2 separate regions of the Homo sapiens genome follow, and region 1 is linked to region 2. Evidence: read pairs that join two places in POLR2A ChIA-PET (ENCODE). Cell type or tissue: CD4-positive, alpha-beta T cell. All regions are shown on one strand. Each heading gives the region's core, and the rest is flanking DNA. Links, peaks and the distances in the headings are about the cores only.

The links. Peaks named below come from ENCODE experiments on the same cell type or tissue, not always from the same donor. Only the 100,000 strongest peaks of a DNase experiment are listed, where the experiment ranks them.
Region 1: POLR2A ChIA-PET joins it to region 2 with 5 read pairs; 2 of 35 experiments call an interaction of 5 or more read pairs at or near these places.

What each region holds. Positions count from the first base shown.
Region 1 is chr4:39,677,255-39,684,825 of GRCh38, forward strand. No RefSeq gene overlaps it. Among named protein-coding and RNA genes, the nearest start is that of UBE2K, 17 kb to the right of the region's middle. In CD4-positive, alpha-beta T cell, for the core only: no CTCF peak of the experiment used is centred there; no DNase peak of the experiment used is centred there.
Region 2 is chr4:40,235,413-40,242,983 of GRCh38, forward strand. It overlaps RHOH (ras homolog family member H), which reads left to right. Exons shown (of 3, transcript NM_004310.5): 2 at 7,302-7,422. Among named protein-coding and RNA genes, the nearest start is that of RHOH, 42 kb to the left of the region's middle. RefSeq lists an enhancer at 2,755-3,746. In CD4-positive, alpha-beta T cell, for the core only: no CTCF peak of the experiment used is centred there; DNase peaks (open chromatin) are centred at 2,111, 2,839 and 3,629; H3K4me3 peaks cover 1,867 bases; H3K27ac peaks cover 4,612 bases.

The DNA.
Region 1 (7,571 bases), core at 1,259-6,258, 560 kb before region 2:
AGAAAAAAATGGTAGCTAACAGATTTATAGTGGCTTACTGTATGACAGGAGCATATATAAGGTTAACTTTTTAATAATTTTTTTTTTTGAGACACAGTCTCACACTGTCACCCAGGCTGGAGTGCAGTGGCATGATCTCGGCTCACTGCAACCTCTGCCTCCCAGGTCCAAGCAATCCTCCTGCCTCAGCCTCCTGAGTAGTTGGGACTACAGGCACACGCCACCATACCTGGCTAATTTTTTGTATTTTTAGTAGAGACGGGGTTTTACCATGTTGTCCAGGCTGGTCTTGAACTGACCTCGTGATCCACCCGCCTCAGCCTCCCAAAGTGCTGGGATTACAGTCGTGAGCCACCGTGCCTGGCCAACTTTTTAATAATTTTTAATTTAATTTTTTTTTAGACAGTGTTGCTCTGTCACCCAGGCTGGAGTACAGTGGTGCAATCTCAGCTCACTGCCACCTCCGCTGCCTGGGTTTAAGTGATCCTCTCTTCTCAGTCTCCCAAGTAGCTGGGATTACAGGCACAAACCACCATGCCCAGCTAATTTTTGTATTTTTAGTAGAGACAGGATTTCACCATGTTGCTCAGGCTAGTCTCGAACTCCTGAGCTCAAGTGATCTGCCCACCTCGACCTCCCAAAGTGCTGGGATTACAATTTTTAACTTTATAATAACTATAGATTCATGGGAGGTTGCGAGGTTCCATGTGCCCTTCACCCAGTTTCCCCCAGTGGTTACCTCTCACATAAATACAGTACAATATCAAAACAAGGAATTTGACATTGTTGCAATGCGTGTGCATAGTTCTATGTCATTTTATCACATATGTAGATTTGTGTAACCACCACTACAATCAAGTCACTAGTTCTGAGATTTTACCTTACCTCCCTTTACATCCCTTTACCCTCCCTCATTTATGATTTAATTGTCTTAAGTATTTCCTCTATGTACATCGAGAACCACATTAGAAAGGGTTATTATTTTTGCTTCAACTGCCAAACATAACTTAGAAAATGCAAGAGAAGGAAAGTCTATTGTATTTACCTACAGTTTTCTTCTTTCCATGTTTTATCTTCCTTCCTGATGTTCCAAGATGTTCTCTTTTACTATTTCCTTTTTGTCTAGAGAACTTCTTTTTTTTTTGAGACGGAGTTTCGCTCTTGTTGCCCAGGCTGGAGTGCAATGGGGCGATCATTGGCCATTCTTTCAGGGTAGGTCTACTAGTGACAAATTTTTAGTTTTCCTTTATCTGAGAATGTCTTAATTTGCCTTCATATCTAAGGATATTGTCTCTGGATATAAAATTCTAGATTGACAGTTATTTTCTCTTAGTAATTCAAAAGTGTTGTGCCATCTTCCTTCTGGCCTCTGGTTTCTGATGAGAAATTTGCTGTTATTCCAGTTGTTTCTCCCACTGGGAGGTAATGTTTCATTTCTCTCTGACTGCTTTCAAGATGTCTCTTTGTCTTCAGTTTTCAGAAGTTTAACCATGGCGTGCCTTGCATGGATTTCTTTGAGTTTATCCAGTTTTCAGTTCAGTCAGCTTTAATTTGTAGGTTTATGGTTTGTTTGCCAAATTTGGACATTTTCAGTTATTATTTCTTCAAATACTTGTTTAGCGCTGCTTTCTTCCTCTTTTTATGAGACTTTTATGAGATGAAGTTTAGATTTTTTTGTTACAGTTCCACAGGTCCCCAAGTTTCTGTTAATTAACAAAAACCCATTTTTTCTCAGTTGTTTAGACTAGGTAATTTCAACTGCTCTGTCATCAAGTTCACTGATTCTTTCTTCTCTCCATTCTTTCTGTTGAGCCCACCCATTAAGATTTTTATTTGTGTTTTTGTTTTGTTTTGTTTTGTTTTGTTTTGAGATGGAGTCTCCCTCTGTTGCCCAGGTTGGAGTGCAGTGACACGATTTTGGCTGGCTGCAAACTCTGCCTCCAAGATTCAAGCCATTCTCCTGCCTCAGCCTCCCAAGTAGCTGGGATTACAGGCACCAGCCACCACACCTGGCTAATTTTTTTGGTAGAGACAGGGTTTCACCATTTTGGGCAGGCTGGTCTCAAGCTCCTGGCCTCAAGTGATCCACCCGCCTCGGCCTCCCAAAGTGCTGTGATTACAGGCATGAGCCACTGCATCCGGCCTCATTTTTTTAGTTCTAAATTCCCACTTGGTTCTCTTTTATATACTCTATTTCTTTTCTAAGATTTCCTATTTCTTTGCTAAGACTTTCTATTTTTTCATTTGCATTAAGCATGCTCATAATTGCTTGTTGGAGTATTTTTATGATGCCTACTTTAAAATCCTTGCCAAATGATTTAACATCTGTGACATGTTGGTGTTGGCATCTATTAATTGTCTTTTTCTCATTCATTTTGAAATCTTCTTGGGTTTTGATGAGTGACTTTTTAATTGAGACCTGGGTATTTGGAGTAGATCTTATTTATTTAATTAAATCTCATGTTGGGATCAGCCCTACCTCTGACACAGGGTGGGTTAAGGTGGGTGGAAGAATGTCCCTTCTTCCGCTCACAGTATCAACAGAGGAGAACCAGGTGAAAGTCCCGGTTCTCCTCTGTTGATACTATGGGTGGAAGAGGGACATTTCATTAGAGTGCTGGCTCCCCACATGGTCTCCACTGAGACAGTAAGGATATGTGTGGCCTTGTTACCAGTGAGAGATGGGGAAAGGACCTAGTGGTCCTGACTTTCCACTAGGCTTCCTCTGACATCACTTACAAGGAAGAAGGGTGACGGGTGTGGATGGAAGTCCAGGCTCCCTGTGTGGTCTCCACTGACACCATGGGGCATTCAATATTCTTTACCACCAGGCAGAGATGAAAGTCAATTTCCATTTGACTTTCTCTAACACTACCCTACAGGAGAGCTGGGCTGACACATCACAGCTTGGAAAGAATAGAAGTCTAGGCTCTCCAGTGGGCTTTTGCTGCTAATCATGTAGGTGGCCACAGTTTGGGTTTTTTTGTTTTTCTGTTTGTTTTGTTTTGTTTTGTTTTGTTTTCTTCTGTTATGCTTTACTAGAGTAGAGCATCTATTATCTAAAGCAGTGGTGTCCAACCTTTTGGCTTTCCTGGGCCACATTGGAAGAAAAAGAATTGTCTTGGGCCACACATAAAATACAATAACACTAATGATAGCTGATGAGCTTAAAAAAAAAAAAAAGAGGAGCCGGGCGCAGTGGCTCAGGCCTGTAATCCCAGCACTTTGGGAGGCTGAGGCAGGTGGATCACCTGAGGTTAGGAGTTCAAGACAAGTCTGGCCAACAAGGCGAAACCCCGTCTCTACTAAAAGTACACAAATTAGCCAGGCGTGATGGTGGGTGCCTGTAATCCCAGCTACTTGAGAGGCTGAGGAAGGAGAATCACTTGAACCAGGGAGGCAGAGGTTGCAGTAAGCCGAGATCGCACCACTGCACTCCAGCCTGGGCAACAAGAGAGAAACTCCGTCTCAAAAAAAAAAAAAAAAAAAAAAGAATTGCATAAAAATATCATAGTATTTTTAAGAAAGTTTACAAATTTGTGTTGGGCCACATTCAAAGCTGTCCTGGCCTGCATGTGGCCTGTGGGCTATGGGTTGGACAAGCTTGATCTAAAGGTTTTCTGTCTTGCTAGGCCACTCCTTTCCTGATCATTTGGCCCTTGGTTAGAGACAGCAGACTTAGCCAGATGCAGTGGCTCACGCCTGTAATCCTAACACTTTGGGAGGCCGAGGTGGGTGGATCCCTTGAGCCCAGGAGTTTGAGACCAGCCATAGGCAACATAGCAAAACCCAGTCTCTACAAAAAATACAAAAATTAGCTGAGCATGGTGGCATGCACCTGTGGTCCCAGCTACTCGGGAGGCTGAGATAGGGAAGAGGAGTTCAAGGCTGAAGTGAGCTATGATTGTGCCACTGCACTCCAGCCTGCATGACAGAGTGAGACCCTGTCTCAAAAAAAAAAAAAAAAAAGAGAGGGGAGGGCGGGGCTTGTGCAGGCTTTTCTTATGCCTTCTTTTTTGTCTGTGGCCATTGCTGTTTCTAGGTTGCTTGCTTTTTCAGTGTCTAGTCTGGGATATATGCAGTAAAAGAAAACCCAGGGAACTCAGTACCATGTTGTTCTTTGGGTATCAAGGTCTCTAGCTGGTCTGCTTTCTCTGCTAGACTTTTAAGTGTCTTCTTATATTTTGTTTTATATTCAATGTCCAAGGATCTTAGTTGCAACTAATAGAAGAAATAGGGAAAAGTGCATCTATTCAATTTCTTCCTAGAAGGAGAAGTCTATGTTAATTTTATTTATTTATTTGTTTTTATTTTTATTTTTATTTTTTTGAGACGGAGTTTTTCTCTTGTCCCCCAGGCTGGAGTGCAATGGCACGATCTTGGCTCACTGTAACCTCCGCCTTCTGGGTTCAAGCGATTCTCGTGCCTCAGCCTCTGAGCAGTTGGGATCACAAGCACCCACCACCACACCCAGCTAATTTTTGTATTTTTAGTAGAGACAGGGTTTCACCATGTTGGCCAAGCTGGTCTCGAACTCCTGACCTCAGGTGATCCATCTGCCTCGGCCTCCCAAAGTGTGTGAGCCACTGCGCCCGGCCTATGTTAACTTTTAAAATCCTCCTAATAATCCTATGTAGTAATCACTATTAGACCCATTTCAGATAGGGGAACTCAAGTATAGAGAAGTTAACTTATTTGCCCAAGATCACACAGCTAGTAAGTAGGGAGATAAGATTCAAACTGAGGCAATCTGGTGTCAGAGCCCATGGTCATGACTACCACATGGGCTTTTGATAGCCTTTCATTTATTTATCACTTTATACTCTCAAAGTACCATCACATTTAATTTCATTCATTATTAACCCTATCATATCAAATACTTACTGAGCACTCATTATGAAGAACTTTGTATTAGGTATCAGGATACAACAATGAAAAGACTTGGTTCCTGATTATAAAATGCTTACAGCCTAGTAAAGGGTACAGAAATATAAATAAATAACTGCAACAGAACATGATGAGTACTACAGTAGAGATATGTGGCAGATGTTGTGGCCACATGAAAGAGGATGTAACTTTGTTTGGAGAAGTCAGGCAAGTTTCACAGATTATTTTTATTTATTTATTTCGAGACAGGGTGTCACTCTGTTGCCCTGCCTGGAGTGCAATGGTGAGATCACAGCTCTCTGCAGCCTTGAACTCCTAAGTTCAAGCTATCCTCCCACCTCAACCTTCTGAGAGGCTAGGACTACAACCGTGCACCCCCATGCCCAGCTAATTTTTCTAAAAAAATTTTTGTAGAGACGCAATCTCACTATGTTGCCCAGGCTACAGATGACTAATTTGGATCTTGAAAGAAGGATAGGCTTTCAACAAGGGGATGAAAGGGAGAAAGAATTCCAGGCAGAGAGAACAGCATAAGCAATGGTATGGAAGCATGAAAATAGCATCTCTGGTAATGTCTGGTAAGCAGTAAATACAATGACATAGCCATTGTTCAAGGTGCACGTTGTAGGGTGGAAGATATTGTTGGCTTGCCCAAATTATCCTAACACTGCTTATTAAACAATTCATTATTTATCTACCAAATTTAAATCCCACATTTATCACATATTAAAACTTTATTAGTGGTGTCTCTGTCTGTTCTGGCTATATTGTCTGGTTTGATTCTTTTTTTTTTTTCTTTTTTTTTTTGGAAACAGTCTTGCTCTGTCGCCTAGGTTGGAGTACAGTGGTGCGATCTCAGCTCACTGCAATGTCCGCCTCCTGAGTTCAAGCAATTCTCCTGTCTCAGCCTCCTGAGTAGCTGGGACTACAGGCCTGTGCTACCACACCCGGCTAATTTTTTTTTTTTGTATTTACTTTAGTAGAGATGGGGTTTCACCATGTTGGCCAGGCCGATCTTGAACTCCTGACTTCAGGTGATCCCCCTGCCTCAGCCTCCCAAAGTGCTGGGATTACAGGCGTGAGCCACTGCGCCCAGCCCTGGTTTGATTAACAGCTTTAAAGTATACTTTGATATCTAATAGTGTGTTTCTTTTTTCTTCTTTTTTTTTAGAGATAGGGTCTCACTTTGTTGGCCAGGTTGATCTTCAACTCCTGGCCTCAAGCAATCCTCCTGCCTTAGCCACCCAAAGTGCTGGGGTTACAGGAGTGAGCCACGGTGCCTAGCCCTTTTTTCTTTCTTTTTTTTTCTTTTTTTGAGATGGAGTCTTGCTCTGTTGCCCAGGCTGGAGTGCAGTGGCACAATCTCAGCTCACTGCAAGCTCTGTCTCCCGAGTTCATGCCATTCTTCTGCCTCAGCCTCCCGAGTAGCTGGGACTACAGGCACCTGCCACCACGCCCGGCTAATTTTTTTGTATTTTTGGTAGAGACGGGGTTTCACCGTGTTAGCCAGGATGGTCTGGATCTCCTTGACCTTGTGATCCACCCGCTTCAGCCTCCCAAAGTGCTGGGATTACAGGCGTGAGCCACCCCGCCTGGCCCACCCATTTTTCTTTTTTAAAGACAGGATCTCTCTCTGTCGCAGGCTGGAGTGCGGTGGTACAATCACGTTCACTGCAATCTCAACCTCCTGGGCTCAAGCAATCCTCCCACCTCATCCTCCTGAATGGCTGGGACTATAGGAGCATGCCACCATGCCCGGCTAATTTTTTGTATTTTTTGTAGAGGTGGGATTTTGTTATATTGCCCAGACTGGTCTCAAACTGCTAGTCTCAAGTGATCCATGCACCTTAGCCTTTCAAAGTGCTGGGATTACAGGTGTGAACCACTGGGTATGAAATTTGTACATTATTTGAGAGAGATGTGAAAATCTTTAAAAATTTGGGTCTTCCGATAGGGAAATGTGCCTTTTATTTTTTCAAGGCTTCTCAGTAAAGTTTCATGTTTTTTTTAATGTATGTACTGCAAAATGATAATGTTTATTGTGAGATAATTATTTAAGTTTTATTTATGTATTATTTTTTAGAGACAAGATCTTGCTCTATTGCCCAGGTTGAGTGCAGTGGCACTATCATAGCTCATTGCAGCCTTGAACTCCTAGCCTCAAGCCATCCTCCTACCTCAGCCTCCTCAGTAGCTAGGAATTCAGGCGTGTGCCACCACACCTGACTGATTTTTTAATTTTTAATTTTTCGTGTGTGTAAGGATGGGGTCTTGCTGTGTTGCCCAGGCTGGTCTTGAACTCCTGGGCTCAAGCAATCCTCATGCCTTGGCCTCCCAAAGTATTGGGATTACAGGTGTGAGCCACAGCACCCAGCTTTTAGTTTTCTTTTGCGAAGACATAATTATTTTTTGTTTTGTTTTGTTTTGTTTGGAGATGGAGTCTGACTCTGTCTCCCAGGCTGTAGTGCAGTGGCGCAATCTCTGCTCACCGCAACCTTTGCCTCCAGGGTTCAAGAGATTCTCCTGCCTCAGCCTCCCGAGTAGCTGGGACTACAGGCGCCCGCCACCACGCGGGACTAATTTTTTATATTTTTAGTAGAGACGGGGTTTCACTGTGTTAGCCAGGATAGTTTCGATCTCCTGACCTCATGATCCGCCCACCTCGGCCTCCCAAAGTGCTGGGA
Region 2 (7,571 bases), core at 1,549-6,548:
AACCCCGTCTCTACTAAAATTACAAAATTAGCTGGGCTTGGTGGCATGCACCTTGTAATCCCAGCTACTCGGGAGGCTGAGGCAGGAGAATCACTTGAACCCAGGAGGTGGAGATTGCAGTGAGCTGAGATTGCGCCATTGCATTCCAGCCTGGGCAAAAAGAGCGAAACTTCATCTCAAAAAAAAAAAAAAAAAAGAAAAAAGAAAAAAAAAAAGCAAGAACTGGTTTATTTTCAGGAAGAGAATAGGAGTAGAGACCTGGTCTGAAGAGCTGGGTACAACCTAGGGCAGTAGCTCATGCCTGTAATCCCAGCACTTTGGGAGGCTGAGGCAAGAGGATTGCTTGAACCCAGGAGTTGGAGACCAGCTTGGGCAACATAGTGAGACCTTTGTTTATACAAAAATAAAAAATAAAAATAATTAGCTGGTCATAGTAGCACGCAACTGTAGTCCCAGCTCTTCAGGAATGTGAGGCAGGAGGATTGTTTGAACCCGGGAGGTCCAGGCTGCAGTGAGCTGTGATTGTGCCACTGCACTCCAGCCTGGCACACAGAGTAAGAGCCTGTCTTAAAGAAAAAAAAAAAAAGAAAAAAAAAAGGGGTGGCTAGGAAAAATGTCTTGAAACTGGGTCTGCATAGAAAACAACTTTGTTTGAGATGCCTTGGAGAAGGCTGATGGGAATTACAGTGTGTGTTGGTGACACTTGGAGCTGCCAATGCTTTGAAGTCAGACTCTAGTTGGGTCTAACTTTGCCTCTGCCATTCCTTGCTGTGTGACTGTGGCCAAGATTGCCAACCTCTTGAAGCCTCTGTGATTGTGACATGATAATCTCTAAAATACAGCATCTCTTGTTCACGATTATTTCCTCAGAACCTGTTACAGTGCCTGCCATACAGGACACCCTAAGTAAATGTCTTTTTTAAAGGACATGAATAAAACAATTAATAAATAATATGTGCAAAGTACTCAGTATAGTACTTGGAAGATGTTCAATAAATGTAAAATCAAGTCACAAAATGACCCATTGACCCAGTAATGCCACACTTGTGAATATACACATTCCCAAGAAAATCATCCCCCATAAAAGTAACTTACCGGCTGGCTGCGGTGGCTCATGCCTGTAATCCCAGCACTTTGGGAAGCTGAGGCAGGTGAATCACGAGGTCAGGAGATCGAGACCATCCTGGCCAACATGGTGAAACCCCATCTCAACTAAAAAAATACAAAAATTAGCTGGGCGTGGTGGTGTGCTCCCGTAGTCCCAAGCTACTTGGGAGGCTGAGGCAAAAGAATTGCTTGAACCCGGGAGGTGGAGGTTGCAGTGAGCCGAGATCGTGCCAGTGCAGTCCAGCCTGGCGACAGAGTGAGACTCCATTAAAAAAAAAAAAAGTAACTTACCTATACCTTACGTATATAAAGTTATATCTCTGCACATACACTTATGTACACATATATAGCTAATTATGGTGAAATACGGAACTAACCCAAAGACAGTGAGGAATAGGTGTGCAGTTAGGAATTGTCGAAACCGTGGAAATCTATTTAGCTGAAATCTAGCCAGTGTGTAGACAATGTTGAAATTTTAAAAAGCTTAAATCTGAAAAATATTTAGAAGATATATACAAGTGTCTATTTGTTAGATAGTGAAAACTAGTAAGGTTTTGGAGTGAAAAAGTTTAGAGATGGTTACACCTTTTTTTTCTAAAGTTGCTTAAGGTTTTTGGAATTGCTTCCCTTTCCCCACAAGAACAAAGCACTGGCCGGGTAAGGTGGCTCACGCCTGTAATCCCGGCACTTTGGGAGGCCGAGGTGGGTGGATCACCTGAGGTCAGGCGTTCAAGACCATCCTGGCCAACATGGCAAAACCCCTTCTCTACTAAAAAATACAAAAAAATAGCCGGTCATGGTGATGGATGCCTGTAGTCCCAGCTACTCAGGAGACTGAGGCAGGAGAATCACTTGAACCCGGGAGGTGGAGGCGGCAGTGAGCCAATATCGTGCCACTGCATACAAGCCTGGGGGACAGAGTGAGACTCCGTCTCAAAAAAAAAAAAAAAAGAACAAAGCACTCAGCCCCACTTCCCAGCTGGGGAGCCCCATGGCCTCATCCATCCTGAGAAAGGCCTGCTTTTGCTGTGATGTCCCTGCTAGGCTATGAAGGGGCTATTGAAGGTGCTGGCTAGAGATGGGTTGCTGAGGAGCATGGTGACTTCCTGGCCATTTAATTGTGTTAGATTCATGGTGGAATCAATTTTCTTAGTGAATGAATCAGCTGCTACCAGCACAGGTCCTTTGTCCAAAGCTCCTTGAGGAGGATGACATTTAGATGTATTCTCTGTAATTGATAGGCCATCCCCAACTGGCGATGGACTCATATTTTTAAAAAAAGACAGCTGAGGATTCCATCAGCATTTTGAAGTAAGCTACCTCCACCAAAGCCCAGCTAACTTCAAACCTGCAATAATAACAATCGGTTAATAATAGTCATAATTTCACTTTAGCTCTATATTATGATGTATTGTTCTAAAAAGACTTTCTCGCAAAACCAAGAAGAGAGCATTTCCAAATGTACAAAGTATTGTAAAAGTACAAACGGAAATTATTTCTGTATTGTTATCATTTCCACCTGATCCGTATGAGCTCACAGTGAAGAGGGCAGGGCAAATCTGATTCCATTTTACAACTGAGAAGACGAGCCATTTCATCAGAGTGGTGGTTTCCATGTCAAATGTACATAGAGGTATTTTGGGAACACAGCAGGGGGCATCTGATCTGGCGGGGGCATCTGATCTGGCGGGGGCATCTGATCTGGCAGCGGCTGGGGAGCACTGGTGGTCAAGGAAGGCTTTCCAGAAGGAGTGGGAGTTGGGGGCTGAGTGAAGAGCAGGTCTTTCCAGCCAATAGGATGGCACAGAGCGAGCCTGTGGAGGGCGTCAGGTGGAGAATTGGTGTCTGTTAGCATGGCCGTTAGAATTGAGGCCAAAAGGAAACCAGGATTTCCTACTGAACAGCCCTCAGTTCTCCGGAGGAGGAAATGGGTTAGGATGTCTCTTCCCCTAATCCCTCACTTGTGTCTATCTTGGTCTCTTTGCCAGAGTGGGCAGAAGGGCCCAACTCTGTTGCTTTTGCAACGTGAAGCCTCCCTTCCCTCCTCTGTCTCTGTGCGTGTGAACCCTGGAGGCCTGTTGAGGGACCCTTTTCTATGAAAATGGTAGAAAGAGGAAAAAGGGCAAGAGCATCAAATTATGGAGACCCCGGAGGCTCTGGAGGTGAAGGCTCATTAATTCTATCTGATTCAAAGCCTGAGAAGAACGGCCTGGAGGGCCACTCAGTGTCATCACCCATGACGCTCTCGTAACTCTTCCGTACGAAGAGACATACTTGGGCCACTCTTGCCAGTTAGCCACTTGGGAAATACCACGGAAGACTCACTTTTTTTCACCCAGAAGCCCTTTTAGGGAGAATTTCTTTAGGAGAAATTCCGCTGAATTCAAGCCCATCAGACTCACATGCTGATGATGTAACCCGCGGCAGCTCACTCCTGGACACATGTGACCCATTCTGAAGATTATCTGTCATGTCCTTATAGGGTATGGCTCTGCCTTGGACTGCAGCTCCTCCCCTACCTCCCCTCCTCCCACAGCTCCATATTTAGGCATCTGCCAAGGCTCCTCCCCTCCTCAAGGCTTATCATCCATCTTTACTGCCGCACAATGATGCGGTGGTTTGTTTTCGTATTCACTGCAGCAGGTAATAAATGTTCCTACTTTGGCTTCAGTTTTAATAAAACTATCAGAAACTGCTTTACAGTTTGGGAAACTGAGGCCCTGAAAGCTGACTTGATGGGCCACTTGGGGTCAGAACTGGCTGGCACATGAGGGTCACTTGATTGAACAGAGACTTTTTCTCCTTTCTGACTCTCTAGGTAGCAAAGCTTAGACAGGAGTCTCTCTCTTTCTTTCTCTTTTTGTAGCCATGTCTGGGTATGAGACACACAGAACACCCTTTGCTGGAGAAACCTCTTTTGTGCTACTTTAAATTCCCTACTTAGAGTTAATAACTGTTTATCATTATATTTAGTAATTGTTATTTGAGAATGTTATTAATAGGGACTACTTACTGTGTGTTTACTATGTACATACAATGTGTTTATATTATGCACCTGCTAAGAATTTTGCACTCTAGGCCAGGCACAGTGGCTCACGCCTGTAATCCCAGCACTTTGGGAGGCCAAGGTGGGCAGATCACTTGAGCCCAGGAGTTTGAGAGCAGTCTGGCCAACATGGTGAAACCCCATCTCCACTAAAAATACAAAAATTAGCCAGGCGTGGTGGTGGTGCCTGTAATCCCAGCTACTCGGGAGGTTGAGGCAGGAGAATCACTTGAACCCGGGAGTTGGAGGTTGCAGTGAGCTGAGATCACACCACTGCACTCCAGCCTGAGCAACAGAGCGAGACTCCGTCTCAAGAAAAAAAAAAAAAGAATTTTGCACTCTCAGCTCTAAGCACACTTAATACTCTCAACAACCTGTGATACAGATATAATATTATTACATTGATTTTACAGAGGAGGAAACTGAGGCTTAAGGAGGTTAAGAAAATCTTCCAAGTTCGTCACATAGGTAGTCGGTTGGGCAGCTCAGATTCAATGCCAGGTCCACCTGACTTTAAAGCCCATGACCTTAACAATTATGCCTTATTAATTTCCTTTTGCAGATATTCACTCAGGAAATTTGGCTTTAGCTCAGTCAGTTTATTGGAAAGTTTATTTAAATAACCAAAAGGGCTGAGTGTGGTGACTCATGCCTGTAATTCCAACACTTTGGGAGGCTGAGGCGAGAAGATCACTTGAGCCCAGGAGTTCGGGACCAGCCTCAGCAACATAGTGAGACCTTGTCTCTACACAAACTAAACAAAATTAGCTGATCTTGGTGGTGAGTGCTCATAGTCCTAGCTACTTGGGAGGCTGAGGTGGGAAGATCACTTGGGAGGTGGAGGCTGCAGTGAACCACCATTGTACTCTGTCTCCAGCATGGGAGATAGAGCAAGACTCTGTCTCAAAAAATAAATAAAGGTGGCCAGTGGCTGTGTGTGGTGACTCACGCCTGTAATCCCAGCACTTTGGGAGGCCAAGGCGGGTGGATCATTTGAGGTCAGGAGTTCAAGACCAACCTTGGCAACATGGTGAAACCCTGTCTGTACTAAAAATACAAAAATTAGCTGGGTATGATAGTGCATGCCTGTAGTCCCAGCTGCTCGGGAGGCTGAGGCATGAGAATTGCTTAAACCCAGGAGGCAGAGGTTGCAGTGAGCCGAGATCGAGCCACTGCACTCCAGCCTGGGCAACAGAGCAAAACTCCATTTCAAAAAAATAAAATTAAAATAAATAAATAAATAAATGTCCGAAGCATGTACATTTTTCCTAATTCTGGCCCTGCTACACTGGGGTCAAATAAAACTTAAGGCCAGGTGCAGTAGCTCATGCCTGTAATCCCAGCACTTTGGGAGGCTGAGGTGGGAGGACTGCTTGAGCTCAGGAGTTTGAGACCAGCCTGAACAATATAATGAGACCCCCACTCTATTTATAAAAAATAAGATAATTAAATTAAATTAAAAAAATAAAACATAGAAATGTCTTAAGAGGTCTTGGCTCTGGACTAAGTCACAAATGCATATATTTAAGTTGCCTCTTGGTCTAAGGATCTAAAGTTTAACGGAAGCCTATGGAGCCCTCAAGGAGTCCTTCCTCAAAGGTCTAGTCTCAAATGGGGTCCATGACCACGGTGTGTGACAGTAACCTGGTGTGAGTCTGGAGAAAGAGTCCAGGTAAACATTTGGCAAAGTGGTCCCTCCGCTATGGACATTCAGGATTTGGCATTTCAGATAGTAGTGAAATGGATAACTCGATGGCTTCCTATAATTCCCAGATGCCAGGTTTTGTGCTAAATCAGACTCTCCACATTCTGAATCCTTACAGTGATCACATGAGGAAAGTCCTTTTCTTATTTTCATTTTTATGAGAAAACCAAGGTTCAGAGAGGTTAAGTAATTTGGCCAAGGTCACCTGGCTTACATGTGTTTAAAAACATGAATATGTATCATGTGAATTATTTATATGGCTAACTCATTTGCAAAAGCTATTAGGTATAATTAAACAACAGGGACAGTGGGTTGACGAGGATAAAAATGTCTTGGCAGCCGGACGCGGTGGCTCACACCTGTAATCCCAACACTTTGGGAGGCTGAGGCAGGAGGATCCCTGAGGCCAGGAGTTCATGACCAGCCTGGGCAACATAGTGAGACTGTGTCTCTACAAAAAAAGCAATAAATTAGCCCGGTGTGGTGGCACACACATGTAGTCCCAGCTACTCGGGAGGCTGAGGTGGGAGGATCTCTTGAGCCCAGGAGGTCCAGGCTGCAGTGAGCTGTGATGACACCACTGCACTCCAGTCTGGGCGACAGAGCGAGATCCTGTCTCAGAAAAAAGAAAAAGAAAAAATAAATGTTTTGGAAAGGAATGCCAGGATTTAGAGAAGTGACTTAAAAATTATGTTTAAATCAGACGTGTAGGTTTGCTTTGTATTGCCCTGCATGACACATGTCAGGAAGATCGCCAGGGAGGGGAGGTTACAAGCCCAGGTTGCAGGAATAACCTTTACTCTGAATTTTGGTCTGAAAGACTTTTCCTTCGTCTGGAGCTGGGCTGGCCTTGTGATATTGTGCCACAGCAGACACGACACTGTCTCCAAGGCGGAGCTCATTGCCTGGGGCTTTCCCACTGCACTGAATGAGAATTTATTTGGCCTTTAATGAAATTCAGATTGTCCCATTTATGCAGTCCTCTGTTTAAGTGACAGGCACTGAATATGGTTGCTTTCAAGCAAGTTATTTTGTTTAACCAGGGGCCTAGCGGAGTTCGGGATACACAGATGGCCACCAAAAATGTTAAAAGAAAGAAATAACTTAATCCTCACAGCATCTCTGAGAAGTGGTTCCTAAATTTATCACAATCTTGCAGATGTGTAAGCTGAGGTGTGGAGTTCAAGCAGCGTGCTCAAAGCCATGTGTAGGTGACAGTGCCTGATTTCAGATGCAGATAACTCTAAGGCCAGTCTGTTGCATCTCTTACCAGTTTTTGGAAAAACCTCAAGGGAAAAACCACAGCAAATTTTTAGAGTTCTAGTAATTTCTTTTCCCCTATTACAACACATATTCCCATAAACCAAGGACTGTGTGATTAGTCAATAAACAAAAAGAAATGCATATAGTATCTGTCGCTCATAACGTTCTTGTTTCTTGCAGTTTCCAACATGGCTAGATCCATCAGAAACTGAAGCCGTGGAGAACGCTCTCGGGGCCTTTGCCACTTCTTGGAGTAGAAGCCGACAGAGAGCTGTTTGGAAACTTCTCCTTCACACACCAGGTTGCTACTGAGGTCTATTTCATGTTGCAGTCAGAGCAGTTGCTTGTGTTTTTTAGTGCTTGAGTGATTTTACAGATAAAGTCAGCTTCTGCTTCTTGACCGGGAGGCATTTGTGTGTGTGTGTGTGTGTGTGTGTGTGTGTGTGTGTG